3 separate regions of the Homo sapiens genome follow, and all the other regions are linked to region 1. A link is a loop called in an ENCODE intact Hi-C map of the cell type or tissue named here. Cell type or tissue: mammary epithelial cell. All regions are shown on one strand.

Region 1 (8,000 bases):
AATAGAGGTGTAATGTACTGCATTTCTTCATTTGGTAACATAACAAAGACTTTCATACAAAGAACGATGATGCTCCTCATTAAGATTTGTTTAATTCAAGGTGGTTTGGATTTGGTAAGCCTTTGCACTCTGTAGAGTACTTAGAAGACAAGGGCAACTTACTTGGAGTTAGAGCCAAGCTGTCAGACGGTGCCCAGCACACATTAATGTTAGCTTCTTTCTGAGAAAAAAATACCTCTTCCAGGCCCTGAAACAAAAAATACATTTGCTGTGAAGATTGAAAATGAACAAAGTTAGAAAAAAAAACAGCAAAATCAGTGATTTAGTCAGATGAGTTTTTCGTTGTAGGAGCACTTGATTTCTAGTGTGTTTTGTACAGTATATAACTACAAGATAGTACATTTTGTAGCAGTTCAAAGCCAAAGTTGCTAGCATCATTTTGCTGTTGTGCCAGTTAATCATAGGATCCCATTAAATAAGTGTGCTAACATCGAATATAGAGAAAACTGGTAAAGAACATTCCAGTAGGAAAAGAAAAGAACAATCTTCCATTTCTGGGCTTGGCCACCATCACCCTGGTCGGACCTGTCCTGGACTTCCAACCTTGACTGCTGAGCTCCTGGCTTAGCTTCTTGGGTTCCTAATTCCTGGTGTTTAATAATTCTCTCCACGATCATGTTTTTCTGATTTTTTTTTTCAGAAATAATGTTTTTTAAAAGACAAAAACAAAGGGAAGAATATTTAATTACTGAGCAGAAGTAAATACTGTTGGCATTTTGTACATAATCTAATTTTTATATGCATGTTCATGCTTTTTAATTTTTTTATCAAAAATTAAGTCATCTACCTACTACTTGTAACCAGCTTGTTTCATAACATGTTATTTTCCTGTGTCATTAAATAATTACTTCAATGTTGTATTTCGTTTATGGATGCTTTGTTGACCCTTGTTTGGTCTGCCAGGATTTAGGTTCAAGATACCTACCTGAATGTGCCAAACTGGCTGTCCCTATCTCAGTATGTCTTGTGCTCAGTAGTCTTGAGATTGTTTACCTCTAGTATGAGTCAGTCTCTAGAGGTTTTGTGAGAAAAGCATATAAACAAAGTGGACAGGGTTGGCCCTGCTGTATGAGAACTTACTTCAGGTCCATTAGCAGCCTCATCTATGATCTCCATTACCTGTAGTCACAATAAGATACTTTGAGAGGCCACATTTACATGACTTTTTTTACAGTATATTATAATTGTTTTATGTTAATCTCAGTGTGCTAATTTATAAACTAAACTTTGTCACAGGTAATGTATAGGAAAGAACAGAGAGAGGGTTCAGTGTTGTCCACAGTTTCAGACATCCACTGGGGATCCAGGAATGTATCCCTGGAGGATAAGGGGGAACTACCGTATTCGCTGGGTGCTGTTTGTGATTGTAGTGGCAGGATGGTCCAGGCTAGGGACAAGAGACAACCAGACTTGACCAGCCTGGCCAGATTCAGATATGAAGGAGCCAGTTACTGGTATCACGTACAGTGAGTGAAAGCAGCACCATCTGCAAGGCTCGTGCACAGTAAGAGCTTCATTTGGTGGCAAATGTGAGCGTTTGACAGGTGGAATTAGGTGGCTGCAGCCATGAAGGTTCGAAGGCAGAATGTGAGGTGGGGGAGCCAAGCACATCACTACATGCAGGTAAGTCTTTGGGTCCTGTGGGCTGCAAGTGATGACACTGCTATGTCTAAATTTATTTAGTCTCAGCCAGCTTTGTATAAATAAAACAAGATACCCAAAACAGGATCCCTAAGTTATACAGGGCTTAAAAGTGAGAGCTCTGTAACTAGAATGCCTGGATTCAAATTCCAGCTGTGCCACTTGCTAACCTCAGGGCCTGATTCATGAGTGAAGCAAAAGTAATACCTCCTTCAGAAGGCAGTGCTCAGGACAGTGCCCTGGTGCTGAGTGCTCTGTCCATGGTACCGGCCTCCGTGCATCCTACGTGAAAAACTTGCTGCCATACAGCAGCAGGTACAGAGGCTCATCCCAAACCGTGAGCCAGTCTGGGCTTTGGCATACAGGATTTCTAACAGTCTGGATCTCTTGGAATTCTGGAGAGCAGACTTGGGCTTTGGAAAGCGGTCCAGTCCTGCAGCACCTTCCTAAGGTAGCTGTCAAGTATATTAATGCTGTTTTCAAGGTTACTGTACTGAGTATGGGGTGGCAACAACAACAGTGTGCGTTTGGATAACCTAATTCATCATAAATTAAAAGCCTGTTAGATGTCATAAACTGCAGAGGACACAGAAGAATACGCCCAGATCCTTCTTGGGATGGATACAGATTAGAGAAGGTAGGCATAAACAGTTGCAATATTGTTTTCTAAATGATGTGATAGATGCAGGCAAATATTCCAGCTATTTTTATTAAGCCTAGAAATCCTGCATCCTCGGGTCCTAGTGGACTATGATTTTCTTGCCCCATCTCTAGGAGATTCTGATTCAGTAGGCCTTTGCCAGGGCAGAGGTATGTAGGTGATGCTCACGCTCAGCTAGGTTTGGGAGCAACCAGACTAGAACCCATTCACATACAGACTCTTAGTAAATGTTTTCTGCTCTCATCTTGCAAAGTGAAAGTGCCCAGCACAGGCAATGGTGTTAGTACGTTGTAGTCATTCACAAACTAGGGCTGCCCAGAAGAGAGACAGGCTGGGACTTTCGAGAGAGAAACAGCTGTTTCATTTGAATGCCTGGTGTGGGAAGAAGAAGGACAGCCTAGCTTCATGGAACCTTCTTGCACCAAACAAAGCCTCCAGATCCCTCCACAGTGCTCCATTCAATCCCTGTCCATTGGTGGTGGACCAAAGAAGAAACCAATTTGCCTTGGCCACATGTCTTTGAGAAAAAAAGCCACTCTCCCTTCTGGGACTCAGAGCATCTGTACCTGTAATATAAGAGGGGAATGTGGAAAATTCTAACTGGATGATCACTTTTCTGTGGAGGGAAAAACACATTTTTTGTTTTAAGGGGCTAGCCAGCATCAAACCTTTTTTTGAGATGGAGTCTCGCTCTGTCACCCAGGCTAGAGTGCAATGGCACTATCTCCGCTCACTGCAACCTCCGCCTCCTGGGTTCAAGCGATTCTCCTGCCTCAGCCTCCTTAATAGCTGGGATTACAGGCATGTGCCACCACGCCCAGCTAATTTTTGTTGTTTTGTTTTGAGACGAAGTCTCGCTCTGTCGCCCAGGCTGGAGTGCAGTGGCGCAATCTCGGCTCGCTGCAAGCTCGGCCTCCCGGGTTCACGCCAGTCTCCTGCCTCAGCCTCCCGAGTAGCTGGGACTACAGGCGCCTGCCACCACGCCCGGCTAATGTTTTTTTGTATTTTTAGTAGAGACGGGGTTTCACCATGTTAGGATGGTCTCAATCTCCTGACCTCGTGATCTGCCCGCCTCGGCCTCCCAAAGTGCTGGGATTACAGGCGTGAGCCACCTCACCCAGTCCGCATCCAACCTTTTATTTGGAGACAATACCTTTCAAGTACTGGTGGGTTACTGAGATCACCTCCCATCAGACAAGCAAAAACGCCTCCCATGCAGCCAGGGTGGGGCTGTGACCTGGGTTTGGCTAATCACATACATTTGCCCAGAGTGAATCAGATACTAACTAATAAAACAGGAGCAGAAACAGTAGATGTAGCAGCTTTCTCATCCAGGGTCCAGAGGCAGCTGTGTTGGGAACAGGCAGCTCCAGCTGTGGCACCCCGCAGCAGCCGTGCTCACACCAGGTTGAGAGTGACTGAGTGTGTGCCATGACTTTGTCCAGGGTCCTGCCCTTTAGCTACCTGCCCTTGTTCCTGCCTATTTTGCAAGCCTAGTTCTGCAGCCATTTCATATCCTTTCAATTAATTCTGTTTCAGTTTAAATTACTGAGTGGCTTTTTGTTGCTCATAATTAGCCCAAGGATACAATAACCGCTAAGGTCTGGTTTCTCTCTCCCTCTTTTTGTCAAAATGTCCAGGTTGCTTGCCACCATTCTTGTCCTCCCTGCCTGGAGCCTCCTGCCCCTCGGCACAGGGAAAATTGGACATTTTGAGCAAGGCCAGGACTTTGAAACATCTAGGGCAAGGATGCGTCGAAAAAAGAACAAGTGGCAAACTCACCACCTCGGGACAGGTCATGGGGAAGCTGCTCTGGAGGTTTGGGAGGCAGGCAAAAGCAGGATGCTTGGCATCGCTGAGAGCCTCTAGAGGAGTGTCCACAGCTGGGAAAGGGGGAACCAAGGGTTGTCAGACCTCCCAAGGCAGCACTTTCTGGAGTCAGGCAGAATGTACAGGAGCCTTGGAGCAAGTGAATTCCCTGCTCTGTGCCTCAGTTTCCTCATCCGTAGAATGGAAGGAATGAAAACACAAGGATTAGGTGTACAGTCAGGCCAAGTCAGATCTTAGAAACAAGACCTAACGACACTATTATCAGGAACATCAGGAAAAGGGGAAGAAGGTCAGAAACAAGAGTTTTCTAGGACTTACCGGTTTCTCACACCCTCTCCCCACCATCAAAATCATGGTTTCAGAGGCATTAGGCCAAAAAACTGCAAAAGGGAGCCTCCTTCTGGGAAGTCTCCGGCCCTTCCGCGGCTCCCGGCGTCTCCAGCAGAGGGCTCTCGGCTGTGCCGACTCAGGACAGCTGCTGCGACGGGGCCGGCTACGCTTGTCAGAGCAGCAGCTGGTGATTTTGGACTTGCCTTTGCTGGCAGGGGAGCGCTATCGAGGGTTCATTTTATCCAGCTTGAGGAAAGAAAGGTCGGAGTGTAGGGGAAGAGTGGGACAAACACGCGACCCAGTCATGCCGAGAGCATGCGCTGAGGGGGACGTGGAGCGAGGAGTGGGGCTCCAGGCTGCTGAGGCTCCGGACCAAGTGCCCCCTGCACTTTCAACGCCGTAGGTCTCCCGGCAGCCCTGGAAGGACAGTCTTACCCGGACGCCACGGTGGTCTCCCGGCAGCCCTGGGAAGGACAGTCTTACCCGGACGCCACGGTGGTCTCCCGGCAGCCCTGGGAAGGACAGTCTTACCCGGACGCCACGGTGAGGGAGGAGAAGCGCAGAGTCAGCCGCAGACGGGAGGGCGATGGCCTAACCCGGACGCCAGCGCGGTTTGCTCAGCCCTAGGGCCGGGCGCTTTCCCGCTCCCTGACCGCCTCCTGTTCCTCCGCAGGCCGAGCTGCCCTTCCCTCCCTGCTGCCCCCAGGGAAGGCTGCTGGTGTCCTCAGATGCGGGCAGGAGGAACCCGCCAGCGCCTGAGAGCCTGGCCCGAACCAGGCCTGGAGGTGCTGGGGCGAAGACACAGAGGATGTGGCCTCCATCCCTGGTAACAGACGGTTACCAGGGCGGCTTTGGGTGAGGACATTGAAAAAGGTCAGACTCCCTGGGAGCAGCGCCCTGGACTCCATTCTCATCACAGGTATATTTGTGTGGCTACTAAGAGTAAGAGCCTGGGGGTGCAGGAGTGATTCCAGCCCCCTCCTACAAAGTCATGTGAGAGGGATCTGAAGAAAATCCAGGGGAAAATGTACCACAGCGAGGAAATCGCCATCTAAAGGGCTGAACGCTCAAGAACGGCGTTGGGTGGGCTCCGCGTTGGAGTTGAGTCCCGAAGGATGTTCTAACAGCAAAGGGGAGAAAGGAAGAGAGAAGCCAAGGCGTGCGGGCAACGTGAACCGCATGAGCCGAGGCAAAGGGGCAGCGTGGGGCTGGACCCTGGAGTCTGCTCCTGTCTGAATTCTAGTGCTGTCACTGACTAGCAAGGAACTTCCCTGTGCCTCGTGGCTGTCACATGGAAAGACAGCACCGCCATCCAGCCCTTATACCGTAAGGGTTATATGAACTAGCACTGTGGGCATTAGCAGAGCATGCTGTACACTTTGGTATATTGTGAGAATGAAATAAATCAACAAATGCAAAGCAGGTTTTGCATAACAAAGACTAAACAAGTGTTAGTTAGCTCCTTTCCTCCTTCCCGCCTGTGAAAATGCTGTCTTATGATGTCCTTTAATTATTTCGTGTGGTTAAGCTTCAGCTTATTGGCCAGTTCATCCTTGTAGATACAAGTATTTTTAAAGCCTCCAATTTTAATTTCCTCACAGACCATTGCTGTACTTGTCCTTACATCTACTTCATACTGAAATTTTCTTTCTGTTTCTTTATGTCTCTGCATCTAGACCAGTGGTTCCCAATTGAAGTCAGTTTTGCTCCTCAGGGCACACTTAACAACATCTGGAGACATTTTTAATTGTCCTGACCGAGAGGACAATGCTACTGGCATCTAGTGGACAGAGGCCAGGGATACTGCTGAACATCCCGCAGTGCACAGGACGCCTGCAACACAGATTATCCAGCCCCAAACGTCAATAGTGCCGGAGTTATGGAACCCTAATGAAGACAATTCTTGAAGGCATAGACTGAATCTTATTTATCTTTGTTTCCCTCATGTCTCACAAGCAGAGTATGAGTTCAGCAAATAGGAGTTGAACAGAAATCAGGAGGAGGTGCTGATTGACAGGAAAAAAGAAAGATTTAGTTTAGAGCTGAGAATTCAGCTGGACAGCCATAGGGGCTCTGGCATGGAGACTGGAAGTCAGAAGAGAATTTGCAGCAAGACATTTAGAGCCATTTATCCAGCCATCATAATTTTATTGAGTAACTATTTTGTGTGAGGCACTGTACTGGATGCTTTGGCAACAGAGATAAGCAAGGCAACCCCTGTGAATAAGGCACTCCTGGTCTACACACAGTGGGAGAAACATAGAAATTCATCTCTTCTGAGCGGAGCCTGTGGGAACCCAGAGGATGGACACCCAGCGTGGTCTGAGGAATCATGGGCCAAAACAGGAGGCATCAGGAGAGATCTCTTGGGTAAAGAAGAGTGAGGGCTGGAAGGATATTCCAGGCAGTGGGAACAACTTACATAAAGTGAGAATATTGCAAATGCCTAGCGGGTCTGTAGTGAGAGGGTCATGAGGCGGAGGAGTGAGGTGCGTAGCAAGGAATAGCAGGTGGGGCCAGAGCAGTAAAATTAACCATTGTTCTATTTGAAGAAGGGTAGGACGCATTTTTAGGTTTTTTGGCTATTTCTCCTTTTGGTAATAGCATCTATTTTCTTTAGAGAATTATCTCTTCCCCCTCACTCCTCTCCTAGTGGAGGTACAGGCATGAGAAAAAGCTAAACCAATGACATGTTCTCAAATATAACTTACAATCCCAGGAGTCATGATGAAATGGTTGAAAAAAAAAATAGTTGAAGCTCACTAACCTTAGCATCACATTTCAATGAGATTGTCAAATAATTCTTGTTTCCCAGGCCCCCAGAGCTGCCGAGTTTCTGACTTCTCTAAGCCAGGTTCACAAGCCTTCCCTTCAATTCTGTGAGGATTTTTTTCCCCATTTTTCCTGAAGTTACGTGGTCACTTTCTGTTACTTGCAACCAGAGTAACTTAATTGATAAAGTCAGTGAGGAAGGAATAGAATACAACAAATGGCTTAAAAACAGAAGGCCAAGCGTGATGGCTCATTCCTGTAATCCCAGCACTTTGTGAGGCCGAGGCAGGTGGATTGCTTGAGCTCAGGAGTTCAAGACCAACCTGGGCAACATGGCAAAACCCCATCTCTACCAAAAATACAAAAAATTAGCCGGGCGTGGTGGCTCACACCTGTAGTCCCAATTTCTCAGAAGGCTGAGGTGGGAGGATCACTTGAACCCAGGAGGAGGAGGTTTCAGTCAGTAGAGATTGAACTACTATACTCTAGCCTGGATGACAAAGTAAGACCTTGTCAAAAAAAAAAAAAAAAAAAAAAAAAAAAAAAGAAGGATAATCAAGACAATGAGCTAACACAGAAGCCATAGTGGACTTTCTTCAATATTTTAAGAAAGGTGAAAAATAGCAGGAATTTAACCTCTCAAAAATGCTATTCCCATTATCTATTCTTCCTCAGCTACAAAGCCCCTGATTTCACCTAGGCACAT
Region 2 (8,000 bases), 1.0 Mb after region 1:
CTGCTTGCCCACTCCATTGAGAGGCAGTGTTCGACTGGGGGACCCAAAGGAGTCTTGGGGACTCCTTTGCCACCCTGACTGTGAACTATCTGGAGCATCCGTCCTGAGTGCAGTGAAGAAAGACTATAAAGAGTAAGCTCCCTGTCATCAGAGGCTGGAGGGGAAGCAGAGAGGATTGATGGCAGAGCAGGCAATCAAGCTCGGAAGAGGGCTTGGACAGGTTCGTCTGTGCCTCCCTGCCCCCAGGGCTTCCAGGGTGTGGTTGCTCCTCACATTGGGTCTGGCTGCCTCAGAGGCTCTGGCTGTCTCTGTGGTGTGTCCAGTGGCTTCAGCCATGTTCCCTCATTGTCTGACCTCTGTGAGTTCCGTGTCTTCTATGCTCCGTAGCTTGGCTAGGAAATCGCTATGTTTCCCTTAAGTGGGTTACCCCTTCACATTTAAAGAGAGGGATATAGTACAAGTCTGTGTTGAGGAATAACATATCCCTCACTCTCTTCTTTCTCTGAATTCCTGATGGGAGGAGTAAGGGGTTCAAGGATCTTCCCTTAACAATTTTTTAGTTTGGTGAAATACCAGGCCTTCCCCAGGACTTAAGAGTTTCCTTATAAGGCAATTTCTCCCCACCACCCATCCCTTCCCACCATCCTCTCCCCATAAAAAGTTTCCCTACTGTTGCTGGACTCCAGATTTGGGGCCCTGAGTTCTGCCAAAACTAGTGGAGGCTTTGAGGGCAACAAATTACAGTGACTCATGATTGAGGCTTTTGGGAATTTCCACCCCAGAAACCTCTGGGCCTTTTAGGGGTTTTAAAGAATCACCTAGATATTTTAATGACACTCCTCATCCTTGAACTTGTCCTAATTTTGTGTTTTAATGACTTAGAGAATAATAACAAACTCGAACTCCTTCAGCTACCTTTTGTTGTCTTTCCCAATTCGGTTCAAAGTTCAGCTTTTCCTTCTACGTGATGACACAGCCCTCCCCATTTGAGAAGAGCATAGCTTTAAAAAAAAAAGTTAGAAACGAAATGCTTTGTTTTGTTTGTCTTAGGCAACAATAACTCAAATACACCTTAATTTTGGAAGTAAAATATTTTTAATATTGTACAGAAACAGGTGGTTTCCCAGGTAATTATTTTTTAAAAAGGCACTCAAATAAGAATGCTATCAACAGTGGCAGTGTTGGGTTTTTGGGGTTTAGGCCAAGTGAGACTTCATGGTTGCACTCTGATCAGAGGTTTGTAGGGTCAGACACTGACAACACACACACAGACACACACACACACATACAAAATAGGCATGCACAGTTGAAAGGAATTTTGGAGTTTGCCATTTCACTCTCTCCTGTCCAAATACAGGCTTTGCTTTTCCTTTCTTCTTTACAGTGAGATGCCTGATTGTCACCGTGTCCAGCCTCTCATCTGCTTTCTGGTTGGGAAAGTCCTAGCACAGGGAGATAGGTGGCATATGCAAGCTCACACTGTCAGTCAGTGGCAGGCAGGGACTGACTTCTGGGCCAGTGGCCTTTCTGCCTGGTCATCTGCCTGCTGCTTCTTTGGATAAAAAGAAAAATCTACATGCAAATCCTGCAATTCAAAAATATGATTCTTCTCCCTCTGAAACCTTCTCAACTTCACAGGCGACCTTGCAGGTGTGTGGTTTCCATGCCACATTATACAGTTATAAACCCAGGACAATGGGCCAGTCAACAACCATGTCCCCTCCACACACATGAATGGGAGCTGATGTCTGAGAACTTTTAGGAAAAAGTGGGGAATTCATATGCACACATCACTTTGGTAACTTTCTAACAAGTTGGTTCTGCTGTTATTGTTGTTTTAGTCAGCTCCAGCCAAGATTCTTGCTGCATCATGAAACATTTGCTTCCAAATTGGGTAAGTCACCCAGTGAGACACACCTGATAGTGAAGATAAGATTTTAGCAACAACTCCTGCCTTTTTGCTTTCATGAAGTTGTGTTTCACTAGAAAGCATTGCCTTTCCTAGGAATTTCATAAATAATTGACATTTTTTAAAAAACATTTTGGTCCCTTTGGTTGGTGGGAAGGGAGTAAGGAGAGTGGGGCTGGGGAGATGGAGAGGGACCAGGGAGAGAAGCAAGGAGAGGCTGGAGCAGGAGGAGAGGAGCCTTCTTCTTCTTTTTTTTTTTTTTTTTCTTTTTGAGATGGAGTCTCTCTCTGTCACCCAGGCTGGAGTGCAGTGGCGCAATCCCAGCTCACTGCAACTTGCCTCTGCCTTCCGGGTTCAAGTGATTCTCCTGCCTCAGCCTCCAGAGTAGCTGGGATTGCAGGCGCACACCAACACGCTCGGCTAATTTTTGTATTTTTAGTAGTGACAGGGTTTCACCAAGTTGGCCAGGCTGGTCTTGAACTCCTGACCTCAGGTGATCCGCCCACCTCGGCCTCCCAAAGTGTTGGGATTACAGGTGTGAGCCACTGTGCTCACCCGAGAGGAGCCTTCTAACGGGGAGAACGGGCAGGCTTAAGCTGTCCTGTGCAGCCCTGAGCTGCATCAAATAAATCAGCTTTATTTGATGATTTTCAACATCAGGGGGCTCAGATGACTCCCAATCCTTATTAGGTATCTGTAGTTCCATGCTGGCTGCTGTTTTTTCCATGGACTGTGGGAACCCAAGAATTTGTGTAATAATTTTGGTTAATTCTCTTAAGAACACACTCTTACTTCGACAGGATGTTTAGGAAGTGAGGCTTCTATTCTGATGTAGAGAGCCTTTCTCTCCCTCCAAGGGCTGCCAAAATTACCCCTCCATGGGCTGCCAATCTCTCTCCCCCTACATTCAGCCTCTTCCACACTGCAGGCTCTTTGGCACTGGTGTGGGGTCTGGGAGCTGAAATGTTCATCATTTCTCCCAGATATTAGCATGTCATCAGGTCCCACAATAGCACAAGGGGCCGAGTTTATATCAGAAGTCCATAGAGTAAAATGGGTCCAAGGCCTGTAGAAACCACCAAACTGAAATCCTTCCTAAGCCTGCAGGGGCAAAGTGGAGACAATCCCAATTTCTGCCCAGCAGAAACCGCTCAAGCTTGTGTAGATGAGAGGCCCCCTCCCAGTGTGAGCAGGCTAACCCGGGTCCAGAGCGGCGGAAGGAATCAGCGCTCCAGGGCTCCGAGAGTCGGACGATTGGCCCCGGGGAAGCCAGTTTGCTGGGAGGCCTGGTGACCTTGGCTGCTGAGTACCCCTCCAAGCACAGTCAGGGAGGCTATCAGGCAAGTCTACAATGGGTCAAAGAAGCGGATCCTCTGTCCTCTTGGTCTGCGACTTTTCCCATGAAGGACAGACCTCGTAGCCTACATCCCTCCATAAATTCAGATCTACCCCGTGAGTAAAAAAGAGAGAGAAGGGTAAGTCCCATTTAGGGTTTAAAGGATATGAGACCTAAAAGGAGCAGATGGTAGAATTTCAGGCATTATCTAGCAGGTGGCAGAGAATCTGGGGGAGTCCAGGCTGTGTCAGCGCTGCCTGACAAATCATCCTTCCACTCAGAACAGATGCTCCTGGACGCTCATATCCTTGTACTGTATGGAGACTGCTTCTCAGAGCTGACTCCATGTGATGTGGCTTTGTGTCTGCTCCCCTGAGGATGGTGGCTCCTCACTATCTGGGGCTGTTGAGCACTTGAGATGTGGCTGGTCTGCATTGAGGTGTGTTGTCAGTGTAAAATGCACACCAGATTTCAAAGGCTTAGCAAGAAGAAAAAAAGATTACAAAGTATCTCATTCCCATTTGGAAAGGAGCTCTTTGCTCTAGAGAGGTCCTGCAGCCTTTCTTTTTTGCTGAGAAGAAAATTTTGCAGTGAGTGTCCTCTGAGCAGGTAGGCCTACCTGTCTCTTCTGAAACTATTTTGAGAACTTGCTCATTACTTTCCTTCTCTTGTTAGTCACATGCTCAGAAGCACCTCAGAATTTCAGTAAAATTTCATTTCCACTGGACAGGAACCAAAAGGCCGAGAGTAGGCTGGGAGCCCCTGCTGACAGGAACCAAAAGGCCCAGAGTAGGCTGGGAGCCCCTGCTGACTAATTTCTAAATACTGGTTTCTGGTGACATCGTATGGCCACTTCTTGATACTACACCGGTCACAGGCTGTGTGCAGGTCCTGAGTTCTGCAGTCCTGATGTCACCCACCTCTTGCTGAGTGGGCCAGTGCATCAGAAATCCTAAACTTGTAGAAGGCTGTCTTTCCAACCTCCATTTCTCCTCTCACTTCTCTCCATCTCATTTCAGTTCTTCCACATCTATAATATTGGGCCTGTCACCCTAAACCACTGGGGAAATGGCTGTGGACTGAGGGTTAGAAGAACCTTGAGTAGAACTGAGTAGTTTTAGGAAAACCATTCAACATCTCTGGGCTTCTCCTCCTCAAGGTTATAGCGGATGACCTCTAAAGTCACTTCTGGCTTCCCAAGTTCATAAATCTAATGGTGGAATTTGAGACACTGATGAAGAAGACTCAAATACTGCCTCATTGGTGGTGACCTACAAGAAAGGCCCAGTCTCGAGTCTAACTCGCAGTTCAGGAGGTGACCCAAACATGGAGCTGAAGTGGCCAAATGTGATTTCTTTCCTTTTTTTTAAATATTGGATCTGTGTCTCTGGAGACCAACCATGATTTCTTAGGAGATGATAATACTCATAAATGCAATTGTTGTCAATTGTTGCATATATTATCTCATTTAATTCTCACAACAATCCCATACATTAGGCATTATCACAATTAAAAATACCTAATATATTTAACACATACAAGAGATATCTATGTATGTGGATATATATGTATACCTACCAATGAATGTGTTTAAAATCAAACCATAAATACTTAGGAACTACTTTCAAGAACTAGAACAACAGTGATTCTATGTTTATGAAACTCCAATACAAGTAAAAGTAAACAATATGTAATAAAGGCTGTTTTTAAAGGCAATGAAGGCCAGGCATGGTGATTCACACCGGTAATCAAAGCACTTTGGGAGGCCAAGGTGGGTGGATCTTCTGTATATACGTGTCTTCCCTGTCCCATTCCCTTGCCTCTGCCCAAACTAATCACTATCCTAAATTTTATATCTTTGCCTTTGTTTTTTTGAGACAGGGTCTCACTCTGTCACTCAGGCTGGAGTGTAGTGGCAAGATCATGGCTCACCGCAGCCTTGACCTCCTGGGCTCAGGTGATCCTCCTGCCTCAGCCTCTGGAGTAGCTGGGACTACAGCCACACACCAACATTTCCAGCTAATTTTCGTGTTTTTTTTTTGTTTTTTTTTTTGTAGAGACGGGGTTTCACCATGTTGCGCAGACTGGTCTTGAACTCCCGGGCTCAAGCGATCTACCCACCTTGGCCTCCCAAAGTGCTGAGATTACAGTTGTGAGCCACCATGCCTGGTCTTCTTTGCCTTTTAAAAACTGGTTTTATTACATGTTGTTTAGTTTAACTTGTATTTGAGTTTCATAAAAAATGATATTCTATGGTCGATGGGACTAGATTTTTCACTAAGTATTACTTCTCCAAGATTCGTCACTGTTGCATGCATGTAACAGGGCTTGAGTCAGGTTATCAGCTGTATAAGAGTTCATTGCTGGAATAAATCTCATTTTATTTATCTATCCCCTTGTCAGTGGACATTTGGGTTGTTCCTAGCTCTTTACTTCTGTGAACATTCTTGTTTTTGTCTCTTGGTATACATGTGTAAAAATATCTCTAGAACACAGTAAAAAGATTGGTGGTTGCCAGGGGCTTGGAAAGTGGTGGTGAATAGGTGAAGCCCAGGGAATTTTTAGGGCAGTAAAACTATTCTGATATATATATATATACATACACACAACATATATATAAAATATATATATAACATTATATATAATATATAATATATTATTATATATAATATATATAACATTATATATAGTATATATGACATATATAACATATATTATATATAACATATATAAAATATAACATATTATATATAACATATATAAAATATAACATATATTATATATAACATATATAAAATATAACATATATTATATATAACATGTATAAAATATAACATATATTATATATAACATGTATAAAATATAACATATATTATATAACATGTATAAACTATAACATATATTATATATAAAATATATTATATGTTATATATTATAAATAAAATATATTATATGTTATATATTATAACATATTATATAAATAATATATAATATATAACATATATTATATAAATAATATATAACATATATTATATAAATAATATATAACATAACATATATTATATAACATATAACATATAACATATATTATATATAACATATAACATATAACATATATTATATATAACATATAACATATAACATATATTATATATAACATATAACATATATTATATTATATATAACATATAACATATATTATATTATATATAACATATAACATATATTATATTATATATAACATATAACATATATTATATTATATATAACATATAACATATATTATATTATATATAATATATAACATATATATTATATATAATATATAACATATAACATATATTATATATAATATAATATATAACATATATTATATATAATATAATATATAACATATATTATATATAATATAATATATAACATATATTATATATAATATAATATATAACATATATTATATATAATATAATATATAACATATATTATATATAATATAATATATAACATATATTATATATAATATAATATATAACATATATTATATATAATATAATATATAACATATATAATATATAACATATAGCATATATAATATATAACATATAACATATATTATATATAACATATAACATATATTATATATAACATATAACATATATAATATGTAACATTATATATAACATATATAATATGTAACATTATATATAACATATATAATATGTAACATTATATATAACATATGTTATATATTTCAGCCTCAAGGAAGAGGATACATCCCTACCCACTAAGTGTGGGCTGGGCTGTGCATGATGCGTTTGTTCCCTCCACGGAGTATAGGGGAAAGAGTCACTTTACAGTGTCAAAATCTGACACATACTACCTCAGCTGGGTGATCAAGGTCAGTAGCAACAGTGATAAATCATGTTAGTACATGTCTTTCATATAATGATAAAAATGGCATTTTACCTCAGTGGTCTTCCTCCCCAAAGTCCATAACCCCAGTCTAATCATGAGAAACACATCAAATAGATTCCACAGAGAGACATTCTACAAAACACCTGACCAGTACTGCTCAACTGTCAGGGTCATCAGAAACAGGGGAAGTTTGAGAAACTCTCACAGCCAAGAGAAGCTTAAGGAAATATGTCAAGTAAATGGATGGGATCTTGGAGCAGAAGACTTTAGATAAAAGCTAAGAAAATGTGAATGAACTATGGACTTTAGTTAATCATGTAGCAATATGTAACAAGGGTACCATGCTAAGGTCAATGACAGAGAAAACTGGGTGAGAGAGTCTATGGGAATTCTCTACTGTCTTCTCAATTTCCCTATGAGTTTAAAACTGTTCTAAAAATAAAGCCTGTTAAAATGGTATGGGTTCTAGAAAGTTATAGGTAAAAAGAAAATGATACCTTAAAACTGTCTCTAGATCAGGGTTGGCAAACTTTGTTTGCAAAATATCAGCTAGTAAATATTGTAGGCTTTGAAGCCTTAAGGTGTCTGTTGCGACTACTCAACTCTGCTGTTGTGTGTTACAAGAGCAGCCATATCTTAACAAGTAAGTGTGGCTGACTTCCAATAAAACTTTATTTAGCAAAAACAAAGTCCACAGGCCTCAGTTTGCAAACCCCTGCTCTCATGTATATAAATGAAGTCAAAGTGCTAGGTCACAAATTTCCATCACATTGTGGTGGAAAGCATCAAGTTGTATTGCATCAAATACACATTCATCAGAAACAGCAGAAATGGATTAAC
Region 3 (8,000 bases), 150 kb after region 1:
CTGTTCCTTAGTATTCAAGGCCTAACTTTGAGTTGCCTAGAATGACTTCAAGAACTCAAAATTAGGCTTTGAATACTGAGGAATAGGCTAACTCCAGCATTCTGGTGGCTGTGCTCCAAACCTCCTCTTGCAAGTCAAATATATGGCACATAAAATGCATTTCCCCAGAGTAGCAGTTTCATAGCACGGTTAGGTGCTTAAGTTAGCCTCTCAAAATTGACTGAACCCATAACAAAACTGAAATATTATAGGTGTGCAATTTTGTTTACATCCAAAATCAAAACTATAAGTCTTGTTTTCCTAACACCATTAACACTTAGAAAAATATACCCAAACTATGTTTTTAACAGATAAACAGTCCTTAAGGCCTTCAGCATAGTTGACAAGGTTCATAATTCACCTTTATTTAAGCAACTGAGAGTCAAAATGGGGGAAGGAGATGGAATGCGGACCTAAAAGCCAAAGGGCACTGTGGGTGTAACGCTGATGAGTGACCTTCAACCCCAAGGAAGAAATACTGATTTCAGACCTTCTTGCTCTAGAAGTCAAAATACTTTCCCCCTGACAAGAGGTAAGATAAGGTAGAAAATAGAAACACTGGAAGAGAGATCTGGACTCCTAAAGCTGTGATGCCATAGTGTAGTGGGGGGGGGGGTGCGTGAGGAAGTCAGGAATGCCGCAATGTTAAAGGGAAAGGGAAGATGGAGCAAAGTGAGTCCCAGGGCCAGCAGGGGGCCAGCCTTGTTTGACAGGGGCAGGGGAGAAAAGGCCAGACTTCCCATACACATGCTAGAGGGAGGGCTAGTGTGAAGGGTAATAAGTGAAGGAGTCCACGGGCTGTTGCCCCCAAATATGGCACCCTAATATGCTGAATAACTTGAATTAAAGGCACTTGAAGGTCACATGTTAGAACAGGGTTTTTTCTCTTATCTATATAAAGACTGGACCCGTTAAAGAAAACACAAGTGTCTTCCATCCACTCCCTGAAATCTCATTATCTACCACAGAGCAAGAGACTGAAAATTAAATACCACGCCTAGAACCCAAACCATGGTCTGTTTCCCATCCTATTCAATTTCCAGAAAGTCATTTATTAACCATGGTCTGATTCATTTCCCCTAAACATCATTTACTACCCCTCCAATTGGCGTATTTCCCTATCTGCCTTCCCCTGTGAAGAAGGACATATAGGCATCTGGACATCACTGGGTTACTGGGTAGTCACACTTCTGTGGTTTTCCCCCCACACAATAAATTATGTATGCCATTTTCTCCTGTTAATCTGCCTTTTGTCAGTTCATTTTCAGTGAACCTTCAGAGGGCCAAGGGGAAGCTTCCCCTCTTCACTCATACATAAACACACAAGGACAAGGAGAACTGTAAGGGGAAAAGGTCATATCTGAGGGCATTTGAAAACTGAACTGTTGCTGCTAATAATGATGATTATAATAAGGAGAATGATGACAGCAGCCAATGGTTAACATTTACTGTTTTCTACATTGAACAAACTGCTCAAAATTATATATATATATATATATATATATATATATATATATATATATATATAGTCATATAATCCTCATTTAATGGGAAAGATCTCCATGCAGTGGAGAATGCTGAACAGAACCTAGAGGAAACAGACTGCCAGAAAGGAAGGGAGAAGCCTTCCCAGGGAGGTGGAATAGAACACACACTTGTTGGGGCTGTACATTTTATCTGATTTGCTCTGTCAGTTTTAATAACCATTCTCTTCTTATTTAGTTTCAGACCAAAGAATAGACATGCCCAGTCTTCCTAAAACTCAGAACCTAAAAATATACTCTCACTGAAGGCTCAAACAGTATTTGCAGACAATGATAATGACATGCTTTTGAAGTTCAAGGTATCTTAGTTGAAGTGCCAATCTGAGCCTCTTTATAGTTTATGACCTTAAGAAAGTCATTTTTTAACCTTTCTGAATGTTGTCATTATTAGTCTCAAAGAGGAGAATGAGCTAAATATACTATCAGAATGTCCTAAGTACCCACTACTCCACCTGCCACAAACTTACCCTCTCCTTGCCAAAAAAGCTAAAAAAACAAAATAACATCTCTCTCCCACCCAAAAAAAACCCCCAAACCTAAAACCTTCAGGAAATGCCCACCCTAGCCGTAGAAATTAGCAGAAGTCAGCATGACCATACCAACAGGAACCAGGATTGGTATCAAGACACTGCTCTTTCTCACTCTCAGAGTTTGAGAAGAGTCAAGCAAAATCTGTCTTGCTTCCTTTCCTAAAGAGGCCAAGCCAGATTCTCACCTCAAACTGCATCAATCACTCCTGATGACAGACAGGGAGGTTCTGAACTTTCCCAGCCTTCAGATGGTGATACTAGCTACTATCTACAACATATATACAAAAGATCCCATTTGAACCTGAGAATTTCAGAACAAGAATACTGATCTAGAATTCTGTCAACATGGTCTCAGCGAGGTGGGCAATTTACTGAATTTCTAACTCCTTTTCACCCTCAGGAAAATCCTATTTTCCATGATGATGGAAAAATGGATGCATAAATAATACAAACTCACAAAATCCACTACATTCTGCCAAGAACTTCTTCATTCTGGGACACGTGACACCCACAGAGATTGTCTCTCCAGCTCTGGCTCTCCCAGAGCTGTGCAGCCTCACCTGCTCACTTACAGCTGGGCATGGCTAGACAGACTCTGTCATGATTCCCAGGGCTGGCTTCCTGAGCACACAACCCGTCCACTAGCACAGGGCCCCATGCTTAGAAGAGTTCTCACTTGGCTGTTGTTGTTGTCTTTAAATTCTTAATAATTAATCATCATTAATAACTGCTAACAAGTTACTTGGCATTTTCACTACATAGCTAGTCCTGGTGATGCCTGACTTGGAGGAGGCATTCAATTCACAGCAGCAACTAGTGAACTGTGGGGGCAGCCATCACACGCAGCCTAGGGCCAGAACTACTTCAATTTCCTTAGAAACAGACTAGTTTTTATTCTTAGGAAGAAAAAACAAAACAAAACAAAAAAAAAAAAACATAAGCAATTGCATGCAATTCCATTTGGAAACTAGAATAATTAAACCTAATTTCCTGCTGGTTCTCTCTGGTACCCTAGAGGGCAGGCAAAGCCATCAGATGCTCACTTAGGGAAACGCCAGTGGCAATGCAGTTAGTTCCAGCCACCCTACAAGGGTTGGGCTGTGAGGCAGAGCAGCACACAGGAGCCTCTCCCAACACAAAGGAAGCACAAGGAGACTTACTCACATCAAGGAATCAGTTACCCTGAGAAGAGAATGCGTGACATAAAAGGTTAATACCCAGTGACAAGCAAAAAATTCAATGGGGAGAAGCATGTCCTTGCACTTTTTTTTAAAGTAAAAACTAAGGATATAAAATAAGATTTTTTTTTTTTAAACTAGAGATGTTTTTAAGAAGTGACAAAACTACTTCTAAGTTCTTCATTTTCCTAGTTAGGACAATATTCACAGGAAATTGAAATTATTATTCTAACACTTAAAGTGAAATCACTGAAACTGTTTTCATTTACCTGAAGATTTTAACAAACAGGGGCATGCAGGACAGAGTACCTCAGCCTCTGTAAATGCCTGGAACACCCCAACTCCCAAAGGAAGGCAGAGCCAGGTGCACATTTCCAGAGAGGAATTGCAAAGGATGCCCACAGAAACAGGTAATTCATTACCAGAGAAAAGTCCCTGATGTTGGAAATCTCATGGCTGAAGGCAGAAACTCAATCGGGTAGAAGCTAGTCAAGTTAATCCAAATGAAGCAACTTAAATTAGCTTTTCTTTTAAAAGAGACACCTAGACTGGGTCCCACTCATTACCTGCCATATTCCAAAAGTGTAGCATGGATTCGAGATTCTTCATCAAGTAGCTCCTCTGCTCCCTGGTGGCGTTTGTATTTCCGACGGGGCTTGTACACTTCCTAAGTGGATGAGACAGCCAAGTTACTGAGTGTGAGAAGGCTCTCCTCCTGAATTGGCTGCTGGATGCCTCCAGCCATGGGGTATATTCTCTTTTTTTTTTTTTTTTTTTTTTGAGACAGAGTCTCGCTCTGTCGCTCAGGCTGGAATGCAGTGGCGCGATCTCGGCTCACTGCCAACAGCTCTGCCTCTACCGTGGGGTATATTTTAAAATTATACACTTGCACACATATATATCCTAAACGAAATACGTGGCATGTAGTAAGTGATCAATAAATGCAGGTCTTCAGCCCCAATGAAGTGGTCTGCCATGCTACCCCAAATCAATGTCCTTCTTGACTGCTAAGCTGGCTGTCAAATAATACCCTAGTAATATCTGCTCAGGTCTCCGGGTGCAGGTAGGCAGCTGCTATGCCAGCAAGGTATTCGGGCTGCTTGTCCCCACATCTCTCTTCTTCCCTACTACCCGGGTTTACTGCATCTAATCATTACCTGGATATCACCACAAAAAGCATTACTACCAGGTTTTACCAGATACTGGCATTTTATTTTAATTGGAATTGTTCCCCATGGATAATTCTGGTTAACTTTATTATTTTACTTTAGTATACAGTTTCGAGCATACAGAAAAACATTCTTTCTGTAACACATACGATATAATCTCAAACAATTTTGTGGAAAAGGAAATGGATCAGGGCCTGAGATGATGCTAAAGGTTGTTCTTAGAAATTCCTGCCACAAATATTCCCCAGTTTACTGCTGGTGTCTACACGAATAGGAAGCTATAAATAACATAAAACAGACTTGCAGGGAGATGCAAAATATAATCAACCTACATGGTGTCAGTTACTGTGCCTGGTTTAGCTTCCACTGAGCTCTACTATTACAGCTTGAGCTTAACTGCTATTGTACTTAGTTACAATTGAAAGAGTCAGTAACCCAAGGCAAGAAATTGGATTCTTCTATTAAAAAAAAAAAAAAAAAAAGGATTGACTCCAAAACAAGAGCATACTGACACCAACAGCTAAAAGGACCTTTTATTCCGCCAAACAATGACAATGTTGGCTTTTGTGAATTATTCCTTACATGTTAAAGTATAAATCTTCATATATATCTCACCTTTCTTTTACACTTTATAAACCACACTGTGAAGTAGAGACAGGGCACATACCATCAACCTTACTTTACTATTGAGGAAGCAGACACTGAATAATTTGTCCAAGATCCCTGGGACACTACGCGGCCTAGCCCTAGGTAACCTGGTTTCTCATTTCAAGGCTTGTCCCTGACACTACCTTGCCCCAGGCTGCCACTCTAGCCACCCACCAGCCATTTCAGCTAGCCCTCTCACAAGACTCATTCTACAATCTGAAGCTAAGTAATGCAACCTAAATATCAGGGGTTTACAGGCCAACTATAAAGAGCTATTGCTAAGTCACCCTTTAAAGCAACAGGGTCAAGAATGCTGATGTCTAGCCCTATCTCTGCCACTAATCAGCTGCATGACCTTGAGAAAGGCAGTTCCCCTCAATGGGCCTCAGTTTCTGTATCTATAAAATGAAGTTGTACTAACAGATCTTGAAGGATGCTCCCAGGGTCTCTTCCTTTGTATTATTTTAATCCTGTAAAGATACTGGCTTGGTAACATAATTCCTTAAAAAATGTAGTCTGAGATTAATAAAAAATCTACCATGCTTTCCATGATGTGCTCTTAAAAAGGAATATAAAATCAATTTATCCTTCTGTCATTAATAGTGGTAGCAATTGTAATAGTTATCACTTATTGAATAGTAGGTATGTGCCAGGCACATTCTGCTGTATCTGTGCTGTCCATTTGATCCCCACATCTGAGTGTAGTTATCCTTGTTATCTTTCTATAGACGAACTTAGGCACAAAGAGGTTAAAAAACTTGCTGATGGTGAAAAAGGCAGTAAGCGATAAAAACAGGATGACTCCAGAACTGAGACACTTAAGCACTCTGCAAAATGTCTCATACCTGTACTTTCATCACCCTTTATCTAGGTTCTGATACATATATATATATCAGATATATATATATATGATATATGTATTTATTTTATTTTATTTTTTTGCAGATGCTAAAAGGCACACACACAGGGTTAAATATTAAGGTGACCCTTTTGTAAAGCAGAGAACTCTTACACTGTGAGAGTCAGAGCTCTACTTTGCCTGTCTGGGTTACAAGTCAGGTTCACCTGTCAGAGTAATTACTCTAAGTTCACATTCCTCAATGCAGGGAAGGGAGGTAGAACAGCACAGTACCATGGCAGTGTCTGCAGCAAATCCCTGATCGCTTCCCTCACAATTACCATAGACAACTTTTTTATTGAAATAATGGAGCAGGCAGTGAAACAGCCACCGCCAATCTGGCATTCTACACTCAAAAGCTCCTGTGGGCCAGCCCATGCCCAACTCAACAGGAAGCGATACTTTCCATTGACCTTAACAGTTCATCTTTGCAGCCCAAACCCAACTCCAACAGATCCATCTTACTTAGCCTATGTGTCCCGTCAGTAATTCTGCCTTTCACCTAAAGGGACCCCATAGATGTTTTCACCACCAAGTGCAATGTCCTGAAAGATCTCATAAGAAAAAGTTACTATAAATGGGACAAATAAGTGCTTCTTAAAAATTCTCACATTAATAAAATAACAAAAATGAAGTGCCTGGGTATTGACTGAAAGAAATGATGAAAGATGGATGGATGGCAATCATTTCTGTAGAATTTCCTCCAGTGACACCCCTCACCCCTGTTCTTCCATTTTCTTTTACATGAGCTCTGCTATGTAAGTATACATCTTCTGCTCTTTGAAGTATGGCACAAGCCCCACCTCAGGTCTCCTTGAGTCTGCACTAAACAGTATGACTTGGTGGGTAAGAATAAGATCACTGAGGGTTATATAAATGAGCTAAAGATGGCTCCTGGGTTGTTTACTTCTTCACAGAAGACTGACAACTATTGGCTCAAAAGTTGACCAGCACAAACTCAAATTTTTACATATCAAAATGTTTTATACATAGCCTAAATAATCAGACTTTTTGTCATTTAGAGCCTGCCTACTTTGCAAACCCTTCAAAACTGTTGGCATTTTCCAACCACGGATAGGATAAACCCTATGGCTAGGTAGACCTCAAGCCACTGGGGCTCTTCATAGGTCTCTGACCACAGACTCCCCCCTGTGTGATGCTGAGCAACATCACCAAGACACATGAGCCTCCTCTATGATCTTGGAGAGTTCCTTTCCTCTCCTCCTACTCTGGATGTGGCCCTTGCATGCAAGCTTCTGGATGGTCTCATGGTATAAGGGACTCCTCTACCCTGCAAGCAAACCTGTCAAAGCATCACCCAAAGAAAGCTTATATATGCTACTGCCACCTTGCAGTCAGGTCGTTCTTCTTGATCAGTCCTCAAACTCCTCACTAGCTGGAATGTCACTACTGTTGCCTCAGCTCCTTGAACATGGTCTGGCATATAGTAAGTGTTCAATTAATATTACTGAATGAATACATGGAGTCAAACAAGCTAGAGTTTTAATGCTTGCTCCATTGCTTACTATACCTCTCTGACTTGAGGCAAGTTACTTTAACCTCTGTGGTTTTCCATCTGCATATTAGGTATAAGCAGAGCTGTTACGAAAATAAACTAATCGGTATATTTAATAGTACCTGACATATAGTAAGGGCTAAGATATATACATATTTACATGCATATGGATGTGTACTATTATTAACATTGCTTTACTTAGTTCACTACATTTATATTTTACAAGCTGAATGAAAAGGACTTCCTCACAGCATTCCCTATGGAAGAACACACTGGACTGGTAACTTTAAATGGCAGTCTCTTAGATGATCCGGTAAGTTCCACAGTGCACTTCTTTCCAACTAGTCTGGAAGCTCTAAGAAGTCTTTTCTCTGTCCCCTCTATTCTCATACAAAAGTCTAAACTACCAAAAAAATGCTGACAAATAGTAAATGAATGTATCTTTTGGGTCTGGATAAAACTGTGTGGGCACCTGTTA

Evidence for each region. Peaks named below come from ENCODE experiments on the same cell type or tissue, not always from the same donor. Only the 100,000 strongest peaks of a DNase experiment are listed, where the experiment ranks them.
Region 2: it touches region 1 in a loop (10-fold over the local background); 5 of 110 quality-filtered maps call a loop at or near these places.
Region 3: it touches region 1 in a loop (2.7-fold over the local background); 10 of 110 quality-filtered maps call a loop at or near these places.

What each region holds. Positions count from the first base shown.
Region 1 is chr2:117,831,460-117,839,459 of GRCh38, forward strand. It overlaps DDX18 (DEAD-box helicase 18), which reads left to right. Exons shown (of 14, transcript NM_006773.4): 14 at 1-918. LOC107985939 (a long non-coding RNA gene) reads left to right here and starts at 2,272. Exons shown (of 7, transcript NR_158150.1): 1 at 2,272-2,338; 2 at 4,003-4,157; 3 at 4,926-5,065; 4 at 5,196-5,441; 5 at 6,199-6,892. In mammary epithelial cell, a CTCF peak has its summit at 4,630 (motif pointing right); no DNase peak of the experiment used is centred here; H3K4me3 peaks cover 178 bases.
Region 2 is chr2:118,861,226-118,869,225 of GRCh38, forward strand. No RefSeq gene overlaps it. Among named protein-coding and RNA genes, the nearest start is that of EN1, 18 kb to the left of the region's middle. In mammary epithelial cell, a CTCF peak has its summit at 4,099; a DNase peak (open chromatin) is centred at 736.
Region 3 is chr2:117,982,112-117,990,111 of GRCh38, forward strand. It overlaps CCDC93 (CCC complex scaffolding subunit CCDC93), which reads right to left. Exons shown (of 24, transcript NM_019044.5): 7 at 3,858-3,958. Among named protein-coding and RNA genes, the nearest start is that of CCDC93, 28 kb to the right of the region's middle. In mammary epithelial cell, a CTCF peak has its summit at 3,135; no DNase peak of the experiment used is centred here; H3K27ac peaks cover 384 bases.